Linked DNA regions of Homo sapiens: region 2 is linked to region 1. A link is a contact called in ENCODE Hi-C or POLR2A ChIA-PET data. All regions are on one chromosome and are shown on one strand. Each heading gives the region's core, a stretch centred on a gene start or an enhancer-like site at or near the end of the contact. The rest is flanking DNA. Distances are from core to core; before and after follow the strand shown. Region 1 overlaps LINC02613 (long intergenic non-protein coding RNA 2613). Region 2 overlaps GALM (galactose mutarotase).

The links. A loop is a pair of places that touch in the nucleus more often than their neighbours do. ChIA-PET counts read pairs that join two places held with the same protein, here RNA polymerase II (POLR2A). Pooled maps may share reads with other maps.
Region 2: a loop to region 1 is called in a pooled map, with 2.0 times the contacts of the local background. The contact joins two enhancer-like sites. A Hi-C loop is called at or near these places in 3 of 50 pooled maps. POLR2A ChIA-PET finds 5 or more read pairs at or near these places in 4 of 52 experiments (A549, GM12878, WTC11 and 1 more).

The regions. Positions count from the first base shown.
Region 1 is chr2:38,496,312-38,503,447 of GRCh38, reverse strand. LINC02613 (long intergenic non-protein coding RNA 2613) reads left to right here. Exons shown (of 5, transcript NR_110259.1): 2 at 6,970-7,136. Among named protein-coding and RNA genes, the nearest start is that of LINC02613, 16 kb to the left of the region's middle. Within about 2 kb of position 3,459, at least 10 of the 41 ENCODE cell types and tissues checked have a DNase peak (open chromatin) inside an H3K27ac peak, as active enhancers do.
Region 2 is chr2:38,719,060-38,726,195 of GRCh38, reverse strand. The region is part of intron 4 of GALM (galactose mutarotase); the gene reads right to left. All of the region lies in intron 1 of LOC124905993 (a long non-coding RNA gene), which reads left to right. Among named protein-coding and RNA genes, the nearest start is that of SRSF7, 29 kb to the left of the region's middle. RefSeq lists an enhancer at 3,073-3,122 and a silencer at 3,913-3,972. Within about 2 kb of position 3,309, at least 9 of the 41 ENCODE cell types and tissues checked have a DNase peak (open chromatin) inside an H3K27ac peak, as active enhancers do.

The DNA.
Region 1 (7,136 bases), core at 2,210-4,709:
TCTTTTGTTTTCCCCCTCATTAAATACTTTGTGATTCTTCTATGCATTTAGGAGTGTGTTGGTGACTCCAAATGAAGGAGATGGTGGCAGTGGTATTGGGGTAGGAAGTGGTGTGTGGTAGGTAGAATAATGGCCCCCCTAAAGGCGTTCATTTCCTAATCCCCAGAACATGTGAAAATGTTACTTTATAAGACTTGGATTAAGTTAAGGATCTTGAGATGGGGAGGTTATCCTTGATTATCTGGGTGGGCCCAAGGTAATCACAAGAATCCTTAAAAGATGGAAGAAGAGAGAACTTTGTTGAAACTGTAGGGGCCACGGGAAAATTCCCCTTCACTCTCTGAAGGTTTGCTGAAAAATCAACTCACAAATGGCAGATTACTTGGAGAAAAGGCATATAAACATATTTAAGGCTTATTTATTTAAGGCTCTATGTATAACACAAGAGCCTTCAGAATGAAGACCCAAAGATACAGGGGAAATTGTCCATGTTTATGCTTAGGTTCAGAAAAGTATGGACAGCCATGTAGAAATATGATTGGACAAAAAGATTATGATCTAATGCTAATGTAATTTCCTCATGGGTTCTTCTTGCCTGCTGCCCAGAAAAGCCAGTTCACTGAGAACAGCAGGTGTTGCAGCAAAGAAAGAGTTCACTAATCACAGGGCCAGTCAAGCAGAAGGACGGAAGATAATTCTCAAGTCCACCTCCCTGAGAACTCAGAGGCTAGGGTTTTTTAAGGGTAGTTTGGTAGAGGCAGAGCTACGGAATGGGTATGCTGATTGGTTGGGTTGGGAAGGAAATCACAGAGGGTTGAAGCTGTCTTCTTGTGCTGAGTCAGTTCCTGGGTAGGGGGTCACAAGACCAATTGAGACAGTTTCTTGGTAATGGGTTAACTGGTCTGGATGGCACCAGCTGGTTCATCAAAATGAAAGGTCTGAAAGATACCCTCAAACACCAATTTTAGGTTTTACAATAGTTATGTTATCTATAGGAGCAATTGAAGAGGTTACAAATCTTGTGACTTTTGCTTCTGAGGCTGCTTCTGAGACCTTCATTTTGGGATATTATTTTCTGGGCCCCAACAATGCTCTGCTGTTTTCTTTGAAGCTGGAGGAAGGGGCCACAAGCCAAGGAATGCAGGTGGCCTCTGGAAGCTAGGGAAGGCAAGGAAGCAGATCCTTTTCTAAAGCCTCCAGAAGGACCACAGCCCTGCTGACATCTTGATTGTAGGAGTTTTGACCTTCAGAACTATAAGATAATAAACTTGTGTTGTTTTAATGCACTAAGTTTGTGGCAGTTTGTTACAGCAGCAATAGCAAACTATACGAGGTGAATAGGCTCCAGAGTGGTTTAGGAAATAATTTGATTAGAAGGAGGAGATGAGAGAAAGGCCTCCTTGGATTTCTGGGTCAGGCATTAAGGTGAATTGAGGTACCATTCCCTGAGCTAGGGCCCAATGGCGAGGGGATGGCGGGGAGGGCTGGTGATGGCATATTCACTTTTGGACATGTTGGGGTTGCAGTGTCCATGGGAGTTCAAGGTGAAGGTGTCCAGTAAGCACTTGTCTGTTGGGACAGGGGCTGGTCTGGAGGCTGAGGGTGTTCATGGTCATTGAAGTCACAGCCCAGGTGGTGGGGCCATGAGAGTGACATTGAGAGGAAAAGAGAGCTGGGGCCAGAGCCTGACATTTGAGGGAAGATCTCTTTGTAGGTCGGGAAATAGAGCAAAACATGCCTCTGCGGGATTGTTTTTTGCTTTGTAAACTTTTCAACCCTTGTATATTCTTTGCTCCCTGGTGTTTTTTCAAAACTTTATCTTGTGTACAAATGGGCAGATTTCGGTTCTCCACTCCTGGACTATCCCTCTCATTCCTGCTAGTGCCTTCCCGAATACAGAACGCCATTGAGGGGGGGATTTAAACTGTTTCTGGACTCCAGTTGCCTCTCTTGTGACCCTGCTTTCTTTCTTTCTTTCTTTTTTTTTTTTTTTTTTTTTTGAGACGGAGTCTTGCTCTGTTGCCCAGGCTGGAGTGCAGTGGCATGATCTCGGCTCACTGCAACCTCCTCTGCCTCCCAGGTTCAAGTGATTCTCCTGCCTCAGCCTCCCAAGTAGCTGGGATTACAGGTGCATGCCACCACTCCTGGCTAATTTCTGTAGTTTCAGTAGAGACGGGGTTTCACCATATTGGCCAGGCTGGTCTCGAACTCCTGACCTTGTGATCCACCCACCTCAGCCTCCCAAAGTGCTGGGATTACAGTCATGAGCCACTGTGCCCAGCACCTGACCCTGCCTTCTATGCTAGGCTCCTGCTCCCAAGCGTCCTCTGCAGAGGCTCACAAAGACAAGCCTCAGTGCTAGCTCATGATCCCAGCAATCTCCCTGCACGCCACTTCTCCCCACCCTTCTCTGTCCATGTCTTGACCTGTTCCTACCTACTTTTTCCTTGGGTTCTCCTACTCACATTTTGAGTCTTGTTGCTGGCCCCGTCCAGAGGAAGCAGCCTTCCTGACTCTGTACCTGGCATAGCAACCTTAGCTTAATTTTGCCATTTCAGGATTTGAGAACCCCAGGCCCACTCCCCAACTTTTGCACTTACTGTTCTCCCTGCCTAGAACGCACTTCTAGAAGGGACCTCTGAGTTGGCCTGACTCAACTTTCAAAGCAGTGTAGGATTTTTGTACACCAAAGGTAGTTTTGCTTTCTCTATCACATGGATTGTACACAACTGTTTACTTGTTTTCGTCTCTCTTCTTGATCACAAATTCCTTGTGAGCAGGGACCCTGGTTTATTCATCTCGTATCTTCAGCACCTAACATACCACGTGGTTCAATAAATTTTTCTGTTGGACAGAACCCTTCTAGACTGGATCATTATGTCTTCACTCTGACAGCGAGGTGAGCGTGCGTCGGAGGAAGATGTTTTCCTCGCCTGAGTCCTGACAGGCAGTGTACTAATTAGCAACAGGTGAATAGCAGCACGCAACCCACATGCTTCCCTTACATAACACGCAGTCTTCTCCTGCTCCTCGCTGTCTCCAAGCTTTGCACAAGCCCCGGTTGCCTGCTCCTCTGCACCAGAGGTTGCAGGGATCACGCATCTCTTGGCCTCTCTAACAGATACCTGTGCTTGGCCTCACATATCTGGCTCGACAACCTGAGCCAGGCAGCCAGCAGGAAGGAATCGCCTCTGTCCTGGAATGTCTTGGCAGGTCTGGAATCCAGTTAGGGAGAGTGCTAGTTGGAATGTTTGGCTGGGAGGAGCGAGGAGGCTAAGGGATAACTGCATAACTGAGTCTCCAGGGCTCTAAAATCCCATTTTTCCTGGGGTTAGGGAGGAGACTCAGGGTTGAGAAATGCAAGATAATTGAATTTGGAAAGGAAAAGGAGATGGAAAGCATGTGAGCAACCTAGCTGCTGCTGGCGGATCACATGCCGGCCTCTGAGCACTTGTTTCCAAAGGCAAGAGCCAGCTGGTGTAGGTCTTAAGGGTACTTCTCAGTTGCCTCAGACACACAGCTCAGGGGAAGTCAAATGCAGCCGGAGCCCCCCTCCCCACATCTCTGTGTACTGTTTTGCACTCCCCTCAACCTAGAAAAAGAAGGAAGACTGAGTTGATCAAATTACATGCTGGCCCTGCTGTACCTCCTCCTCACCCCCAAGGTTAAAATTGTGGATTCAGTAATATGCATAATAACCCCGGAAACATTGAGTTCTATGGCACAGAAACCTTGTGCATTTCTGCAAAGGCAGTTTAAATACAAAAGCCAAAAATAGACCCATAAATAGCACAAGGGTGAAATATTTAAGACTCTGATAGCTCAATGGGCCTGCCGTTTTGCTAAACAAGTGGTTCTCAAACGAGATCGCAAGAAGGGCTTATTAAAATACAGATTGCTGGCCCTACCCCTACAGATTCTGCTTCTGTAGGTCTGGGCCGGGCAGACCACTGGGTCAGGTTCTGAGATCCCCAGTGATGCTGATGTTGTTGGTCCAGGGAACCTTGCTTTGAGAACTGTCTTTTTTTTTTTTTTTTTTTTTTTTTAAACAGCTAAAGAAACTTATTTAGAGAGAAATACGTAAAACAAATAGACAGAAAAGCTGCTATGTGAAAACCGGGCCTCAGGGCAGTCACAAGCAGAAGCCTGCAGATACTTTACATTGTCCCTTGTGTGGTAGGGTAGGTCACCCTCTCCCAACGGCTTTTCCAAAGGGTACCCTGGGATTCACACCCTTTCCGCTTTGTGGCTCCTACAGTGCCCCTTCCCCACAGTGCCTACTGCATCCAAACTCTTGGTACACAGCTAAGGAAAGGTGAATCTAGGATGCAGTCCACCAAAGACTATGGGATTTAGAGTTTAGAAAGTTCAGCTTGTATAGGCTGGGGCGGGGGTGGCTCACGCCTGTAATCCCAGCACTTTGGGAGGCTGAGGCGGGTGGATCACCTGAGGCCAGGAGTTCGAGACCAGCCTGACCAATATGGTGAAACCCTGTCTCTACTAAAAATACAAAAAAAAAAAAAAAAAAAAAAAATTAGCCAGGCATGGTGGTGTGTGCCTGTAGTCCCAGCTACTTAGGAGGCTGAGACAGGAGAACTGATTGAACCCGGGAGATGGAGGTTGCAGTGAGCCAAAGTCACGCCACTGCACTCCAGCCCGGGCAACAGAATGAAACTCGATCTCAAAAAAAAAAAAAAGAAAAAGAAAGTTCAGCTTGTATCAACCAAAAATATCACCAAGTTATTTCCAAGCCTTTCTAGTTTTCTGTTCCCTTCCATGACCCCAACCCTGTCTTTAAGTCTAGTGACTTTAAAAGCCAATATTTCTCCTTGAGTGATTTCCTCCACTCTTCCCCAAGAACACACATTTCTCTGCGGAAACTGAATTATTGCTTTTGTCCTTAGTTTCCTGGAAGAATCAAGATAATTTTCTGCATGGCCTTCATGTCAACTCTTTTGATTTCACTCCAGTATTTCTCTCTCATAGGCTCTCAATTCTTTCATGGAAACTTCCTGAGTTAAAGTCCGCTACGTCTTCCCCACTCTGAGATTACAGCATCAATTTCATCTCCTCTTGAGAATTCTCATTCCTCGCCCAACCAGCTGCCTTGGCCTACTTTAGACCACTTTGCTGTGAGAGGAAGTCACTCTCTCCCCTGGGGTTAAGCTCTCACTTTCTAGCCATAACCTCACATCTGTCACTCAAGTGCAACCCCTGCCCCACCCCCACTTTCCTCTGGTGGATGAGCATTGTGGTGGAGAGAGGGTGGAGGGATGGGAATAAGTGGGGGTGGAAGATGGGAGAGGTGGAGATTATTTGTTACTGAAACATTCATTTTAGGAAAAATCAGATCCTTGATTTCCTTCCTTTATGCTTAAAAAAAATGCAATTTGGTGTTGTCTTTAATTTGGGGTGAGGTTCCTTAATGGGTCCTGTCTTCATGGTCTCTGAAGGTCTTAATCAGACTGACTGCTGCAGCCCAGCGATCAAATCTTATGACTCCAGGATATTTCAGCGGGAGAACCTTGCACATTGCTTAATGAATGGGCTGTTTTAGTTTTACACTGTTCAAATATTTGCTGAAGGAAAGAGTGAATTATGCTCCATAGGCCTTAGCTTAGCTGGATGGTGGGATTCACAATTACAGTGTCACACCTCACGTAGACTCTACCTCAGAAAACATCTTACATTTAAAAATATTTTTGAGGTTAAAAAAGGCAAAATCTGCAAAACTTTTTTTTTTTTTTTTTTTTTTACCTCCACAAAGAAAACCTCAATGCCTCCTCCCCTCAGCCAAGTATAAAGAGTGTAATTTTCTCCTTGAGGAAAGTGACATAAGTCATCTGACAGGGCCTGCATGATCCGGGTCACTCACTGCAAGTGCTCCGGCAGCATCTTCCTAACACAGAAGCTTCCTGAGATTGCACATTGGCATCCGTTCGTGGTAAGGCTGGAGGATGGAGCTGTGCTATTTCTTACCTTAGGACTTATGAAGCAAGCATCTGTGGAAGCCGGGGTGACAGAGTCCAAGGTTTAGCTTGGGATCTGCTTCAAGGACAAAGACTTTTGTGTCATCTGAGCAAATATTAGGAACTGGTCACTGCTGTGTGCCACTCACAGCTCACATCTGGGTGTTAGGAAATCCAAACCTGCAGCCAAGGCTGTCATTCTGGCTGGGTATGAATGTATCAGCTACAAGAGGCTGCAGCCAAGTGCAGAAATCCAGCCAGCAGCTAACCCAACACAGAAGAGTCACTCTAAGTGCAATGGCCACCCTCTTCCTCTCCTGTTCTCCTGCTCCAGAGGGGAACTTTCTAGGGGTCATCCAGATGATCGTCTCTGGACAGCCTGAATTAGAACCACTGCAGAAACCAAGTGTGCACAGCTGAAACCACCCTCTGCCCCGGCCCTTTACCAAGCAGACTGGTCAGCCCAGCGAGGCCCCCAGCATATGGGGCTCAGTTCTTCAGGCTGCCTCCTTGGAAATGGCAGAGCAAAATCACTGCAGGCTGGGTGCATGCCCTCCCCACCCTGGGGCATGCCAATGGGGTCAGTGACAACTGTTTCCAATTAAGGGCTTTGCTGAGAAGAACAGACTGTGTTCTGGAAATAAAACCCCCTTTAAAAATGTCCACTTCATCCTGGACTCAAGATAGGAAATTTCAATGTTCCTAACCAGAAAACGTAAAGGCAAAGGAAAAGCTGGAGAGTCCCTTTTCTAAACCTTCTTTAGAGATATTTAAAGCAAAAATAATTCTCCATGCCTTCCCGAGGGAGCTCTTTAGGCCCAGGGTTGTTTACTCGACTTCTCTTGCTGATTTGGTGGCATGCGTGGGCTCATGCGCCCCTCTGCAGTAGGGTGTACATCCAGGAAATCGTGGAGTAGGGGTTTTGTCCAGGACACCACAAATGAGGCAATCCAAGTGACCATTTGTGGGACAGGTCATTACGAATGCCTTTCTTTTCTAGGGCAGGAAACTGAAGCTCTTGGGAAGGTGGAAGTTGCACGTGGTCTCACAGTCAACTGTGCCAGAATAGGAGGCCAGGAACCATCTCTGCTGGAGGAAGACCCACCACGCATCCCTTCAAGAATGCCAAGGTCCAGAGCAAGTGCTTCCCTTCTATGGGCACAGGAG
Region 2 (7,136 bases), core at 2,060-4,559, 220 kb before region 1:
GTAGATGGTGCTAGAGACACAATAGAAAGAGGTTGCTTTACATCCTCTAAACCCTGATCAGTTCTGGCAGAATTCATAGTTGAACTTTTTGGATCTTGAAAGCCAAAGGCCAAATCCTAGATAGCAGTGTGACCCACTTGGGTATGCTTTTGTCCTGCAATGTTTACATGATATACTACCTCCCAGACTTGCATGGTGGCTCATGCCTGTAATCCCAGAGGTTTGGGAGGCTGAGGTGGGCGGATCACTTGAGGTCAGGAGTTTGAGACCAGCCTGGGCAACATGGCGAAACCCCGTCTCTACTAAAAATACAAAAATTAGCCAGGCGTGGTGGCGCATACCTGTAATATCAGCTACTCAGTAGACTGAGGCACAAGAATCGCTTGAACCCGGGAGATGGAGGTTGTGGTGAGCCAAGATTTCACCACTGCACTCCAGACAGAGTGAGACTCTGTCTCAAAAAAACAAAACAAAACAAAACAAAAAAAAGAAAAGAAATGAAAAGAAAAAGGCAACAATAATTCTTCTTTTTCTTTTTTAAAGACAGGGTCCTGCTATGCTCAAGTGATCCTCCTGCCTCAGCCTCCTGAGTAGCTAGGACTACAGGTGTATGCCCAATTATATATATACGTGTGTGTGTGTGTGTATGTGTGTGTTTAAGAGCGAGGGTCTCGTTCTGTTACCCAGGCTGTAGTGCAGTGGCATGATCACAGCTCAATGCAGCCTCGACCTGCCAGGCTCAGGTAATCCTCCTGTCTCAGCTTCCTGAGTAGCTGGGACCCCAGGCATGTACCAGCACCCCTGGCTAATTTTTAAATTATTTGAAGAGATGGGGGTCTCACTTTGTTGCGCAGGCTGGTTTCAAACTCCTGGGCTCAAGCAATCCTCCTGCCTCAGCCTCCCAAAGTACTGGGTTTACAAGCATGAGCCACCATGCTCAGCAATTCTTCATGAAACAATTAGACTTGGAAAAAAAAGCAGGTATTCTCATGGGCTCAGGAAGATTTTAGTCTTACCAACCTATATTCTGAGTGGTAACTTATGCTTTCTTCTATAACTTTAAATGGTGTTACAATATTTAATTCTTCCTTAAAGCCACAGTCAACTCAAAATCTAACCCTTATGACAGTCCTAGTGTGATCGACTCAGGTCAATCAAAATTGCTTATAATTATCTCCCTTAAAGTATAACTACAGGTAGAAGGCTTGAAGAAACAAAGAAAGCTACAAAATTTTTGTGAAGGAAAGACAGAGGGCATACATCAGGTCTCTTTCCTGTTACCAAGCAATCTACAAATCAGTGTTTGCTTCAGCTCTTCCCTCTGTAAAACGAAGCTGTTATTAGCTGCCACATTACATGGAAATATTTGATAAATGGTATGCTTGAACACCTTCAGGAGTCTGGCATAAATAAATATATATAACAGGGCCAAATTTCAGGCTACCATATAGAACACAGAGCAGAGGGCACAGAGGGTAAGACTTTAAGCATGACAAAGAAGCCCTGACTTAAAATTAGAAAACTGGGACAATTCTAAAATGATGAAATTTTTGGTAAATGAGAAGAAAAAAACAGTGAAGGCTCCAATCTATCTTGTCCATCCTCATGCACTGACACACTTGGTCATGTGCTTAATGATCAAGTATATGGAAAATGTGGAATTTGTCCCCCAGATTCGCCATGTCTCTGGGCCCTTTCTCATAACTAGAATGAATGTTCCTTCTGGGTCCCCTATGCCCACCACAGTCTGGCAAAGTCCAATTGATCGTTCAAGAATATTCTCTAACATAATTTCTTCTTGTGAAATATTCTAACCTCTATAGCCAGGACCAATCTTTTTTTTCTTTGTTCTCATTATACTTAGAATAGACTTTTCTCAAAACGTTCATCATATTATGACATAATTACAGGATTTGTCAAAGTCAAATAAAATATAGAGATGAATCTCTCAATGTTTTATTTGAGAATCACAGAATTGGCCAGGCATGGTGGCTCATGTCTGTAATCCCAGCACTTTGGGAGGCCGAGATGGACAGATCACTTGAGGCCAGGAGTTCAAGACCAGTCTGGCCAACATGGTGAAACCCTGTCTTTACTAAAAATACAAAAATTAGCTGGGCATGGTGGTGTGTGCCTGTAGTCCCAGCTACTCTGGAGGCTGAGGCAGAAGAATTGCTTGAACCAGGAGGTGGAGCTTGCAGTGAGCTGAGATTGTGCCACTGCACTCCAGCCTGGGCAACATAGTGAGACTGAGTCTCAAAAAAAGAGAGAATCACAGAATTGCAATTCAGAGTGCACACACAGCCTAGGTGGTCCTCAGCATGTCTGGAAAACAAAGAGAAGGTTGGGAGTTTTATTAGATATACATATTTTTTGTTTTTGCTTTTTTTTTTGTTTGTTTTTTTGAGTCAGTGTCTTGCTCTCTCACCCAGGCTGGAGTGCAGTGGTTTGATCATAGCTTACTGCAGCCTCAAACTCCTGGGCTCAAGGGATTCTCCTGCCTCAGCCTCCCGAGTAGCTGTGACTACTGCAGTACATCACCACACCAGCTATAATTTTTAAATTTTTTTGTAGAGATGAGGTCTCACTATGTTGCCCAGGGTGGTCTTGAACTCCTGGCTTCAAGTGATCCTCCTGCCTCAGCTTCCCAAAGTGCTACGATTACAGGCGTGAGTTGCTGCACCTGGCCGGGAGTTTTATTAGAAAGAGAAATGTTACATACTGTTCTGAAAGAACGCTCATTGGCACTAAAGAAACTTCTGGGAGCTGGCAGGCTCTGACTCGTGAGTGACAGCAGCAGGTGAAACTAGTGTTAGAGTCACAGCAGGTCATTTTAGCGATTACTAGGGTGAAACTGGTCTCAGGGTTATAGCAGGCTGTTTCAGCTTTGCAGAAAAATCAATTCTTGGAGCAGGTGCTATGTACCCTAACTGCTCTTTTCCCCCGGCCTCTCAACTCTGAGTTAGTTGGGTATGACAATGACCCAGTTTGTATAACCAACTTTCACATATATCAAGTGATGTGTCTATAAGGAAAGTGAGGTCCTAAAGGGCAAGAATTGTGCCCTATTTATCTCTGTACCCTCTGGGCATGAAGCAGAGCCTTTCGTTGATTGAAAAACTGATGAATGAAGGCAGGAGAGGCAGAAAAAAACCCAGAGGCAACTGTGTATATTGTAGCATCTGGTGACGAAGAATGAAAGATCTAGAAAGGGGCTTAGGAATTCCCTCATCCCGTCCCCTTACTTTGCAGATGGTGAGTTTGAGCCCCCGGCAACTGAAGGGACTTGCCCGAGGTGACACATCTGCATAGTGTCAGAATCTCCACTCAGGCACTTTCCACCTCCCTCTGGAGTGTCCGACTTGGTCACAGCCCCTTACGCCCCCAACCCCGACAGTTGCTCTTGATTTTTCTCACTAAGAATTTAGAAAATGAACATGCAGTTTTTCTAGCCTTGGTTTATCTGCATATATGACTTTGTGCTTTGGTGCTAAGAATAGAAGGAGCTGTCAAAATAGCTCTCAGCAATGCTGAGTGTTCAGGAAAAAGAAGCGGAAATGGAAGGGGTACCCTCAGACAGAATGTCACATCCTCCAACTTTAGTTCTGAAGCCACCAGAAAGCCAGGGGTGTCGGCAGGGAGAAGCAGTTTCTGAAGAGGATTTCTTATTCTCCTGGAGGCCAGATGGGTGTGTATTAAGGTCTGGGCAGCAGTGCCTGGCAGATGAGGGGCTCTGACCCAACAATCTAGGGTTACAGCTCTGGGCCAGAGGAGCAGCCCATGCCCTATTTCAGAGAATGTCTGACTGCAGACAGCATCAAGGGCCCACTAGAGGTTGTTTTCATAAATACAGAGACCAGAAACTGCATGATGACAGCTGTGGAGGGTGTAGGGGGTGGGGTTAATCAGGGTTGGGTTTATTAGGAGCACACAAGAAGGAGGGAGGGGGCAAGAGAGTTGAGTGTGTGCAAAGGGGTGATTCTCATGACGGACTTCTTAGTAGAGACAGGGTTTCACCATGTTGGCCAGGCTGGTCTCGAACTCCTGACCTCAAGTGATCCAGCTGCCTCCGCCTCCCAAAGTGCTGGGATTACAGGCATGAGCCGCCTCACCCGGCCCGCATGATGCGCTTCTGTTCTAGGTGGGGGGGGGGGGTGGGGGGGGGAAGGGAAGGCATAGTTGGGGAGGGACAGTGAAAAGGTAGTAGTTATACCAAAGAACTGTATGTTCTTGTGGTGCTGAAGAATTATTGGAGCTGAAAGACATCTAGAATAGCGATCATGGAAGGTTGCAAAGACAGGTCATGACAAAGTCAAAGAAGTGAGCAGCTGAGAAGGGTGAAGGACAAGATCATTGGATGAGTGGATCTCAAGCTGAGTGGACCAGGCGCGGTGGCTCACGCCTGTAATCCCAGCACTTTGGGAGGCCAAGGAGGGCAGATCCCTTGAGCCCAGGAGTTCAAGACCAACCTGGGCAACCTGGTGAGATCCCGTCTCTACAAAAAATTAAAAAATTAGCCAGGTGTGGTATGGTGCACACCTGTGATCCCAGCTACTAGGGAGGCTGAGGTGGGAAGATCACTTGAGCCTGGGAGGTCAAGGCTGCAGGGAGCCATGATCATGCCACTGCACTCCAGCCTGGGTGACAGAGTGAGAGCTCGTCTCAAAAAAGAAGCAGAGTGGTCAGGGTATCACCAACATGGATAAGAAAATAATCAAGGATTATGACAAGAGTGATGTTAGAGTGACAGTAAGCCAGGAAGAGGTGGAAGTGACTGGGACGGGGGATGACTTAACAAAGAGAGTTCATGAGGGTGTTACTCTAGCCACTACAACTGCCTCATTTTTGCAAGAAGATGAAGTAGATCTGATCACTGGAAATAGGACTTTATAACATTCCAGATCTCTGTCACAAAATATTAAACCTTCCTCTTTCTATTTGCATTCTTGACAGAGTTATAATTACCTGCACTCTGAAAGTGAAGGAAAAACTCACTGCCTTCACAAAATCCATCTGCCTTGATTCATATCTCTTGTCTTACATAAGAGATTCACACCCACATTCTATTATGAGGAATTTGGCCTTTTCCCCATGACTGCTTGTGGCAGATTGCATTCTTCAAAGATGGCCACAGTAGTCTAGATCCCATCCACATGCTCTCCTTACAATGTGATGTTGATACTTCTTCACTGAGCCGTGGAGTCTGTGTTTCCTCTTTTGAACTTGGATGGACCTTTTTAACCACCTTAACCAAAAGAATGTGGCCAAGTAATGCTGTGTGATTTCTGCAGCCAGGTTATGTAAAAGGCTCCAGCCTCGCCCTCTCTCTCTCTCTCAAGACATTTGCCCTTGGAGCCCTGCCACCATACTGTAAGGAAGCTCAAGTCACGTGGAGAGGCTGTGTGTGGGCTGTTCTGGCTGACAGCCCCAGCAAGGCCTCCAGCCAACAGCCAACATCAACTGCCAGACATGTGAGTGAACAAGCCTTCTGATGATTCCAGCCCTGTTCTAATCTTTTAAGCTGAGGCCCTAGACATCATGTGCAGAGACAAGATGTGCCCTGTCTAAATTCCCCGCCAATAGAAACAATTAGAGATAATAAACGAAGTGCTGGAGTAATTTGTTGTATAGCAATAGATTGCTAGTATACTGCTAGCATCTAAGAGGTGATGTTTTCACCTCCTAGCACTGACTTCACAAATTCTGACAGGAGACTAATTTTCCTCCCTGGCTCCTCCTTGCCCCCACCCACAGCCTTTTTTTTTTTTTTTTTTTTTTTTTAACATAGAAGTGCCTTCACGTGATTATACCTTAAGAACATTAATCCTTGCAATTACTTTTGGATGGGGAAAAAACAAACACAAATTTGTTAGTTTACCAATTTTTGAGCATTTTCTATGTGCCAGGCATTAAACTGACCTCAGAAAGCCTAGAATCTGGTGGAAGAGACAGATTAAAACAATAAAAATTTGTTTATTTATTTAGAGACAAGGTCTCACTCTGTCACCTAGGCGGAGTGCGGTGGCATGATCACAGCTCAATGAAGGCTTGACCTCCCTGGGCTCAGGTGATCCTCCCACTACAGCCTCCCGAGTAGCTAGGACTACAAGTGTGTGCCATTGCGCCTGGCTAATTATTATTATTATTATTTTTTTTAGTAGAGACGGGGTTTCACCATCTTGCCCAGGCTGGTCTCAAACTCCTAGGCTCAAGCAATCCACCCGGTCAGCCTCCCAAAGTGTTGGTGTGAGCCAACGCGCCTGGCCAAAACAATAAACATTTACAGGAGAGTGTGAGACATGCAAGGAAAGTGAAATTCCTAAGGCTCTAGGGGAGCAGGGAGCAGCATCAAACTCAGCCTCGGGGGTCACTAAAGGTTCTCTGAGGTGTGACAGATCCTAATCTTTTTTTTTTTTTTTTTGAGACAGAATTTCGTTCTTGTCGACCAGGCTGGAGTGCAATGGCGTGATCTCGGCTCACGGCAACCTCCACCTTCGGGGTTGAAGCGATTCTCCTGCCTCAGCTCCCAAGTAGCTGAGATTATAGGTGCCCGCCACCACACCTGGCTAATTTTTGTATTTTCAGTAGAGACAGGATTTCACCATGTTGGCCAGGTTGGTCTTAAACTCCTGACCTCAAGTGATCCGCCCACTTCAGCCTCCCAAAGTGCTGGGATTATAGGTGTGAGTCACTGCACCCAGCCAGGATCCTAATTTTTTTTTTTTTTGAGACAAAGTCTCATTTTGTTGCCTAGGCTGCAGTGCAGTGGCGTGATCTCGGCCCACTGCAACCTCCACCTCCCAGGTTCAAGCAATTATTTGCCTCAGCCTCCCGAGTAGCTGGGATTACAGGCACCTGCCACCACGCCTGGCTAATTTTTGTATTTTTAGTAGAGACAGGGTTTCACCATCTTGGCCAAGCTGGTCTTGAACTCCTGACCTCGTGATCCACCCACCTCGGGTTCCCAAAGTGTTGAGATTACAGGCATGAGCCACCGCGCCCAGCCAGGATCCTAATCTTGGAGGGTAAATTGGGATTGGCTAACTGACGAGGTGCAGGAGAGAACATGCACAGGACTGGCTCCAGCCACCAGTGAAAGTGCAGCTGTAGCACAGGCAAGACACATTTATGCCACA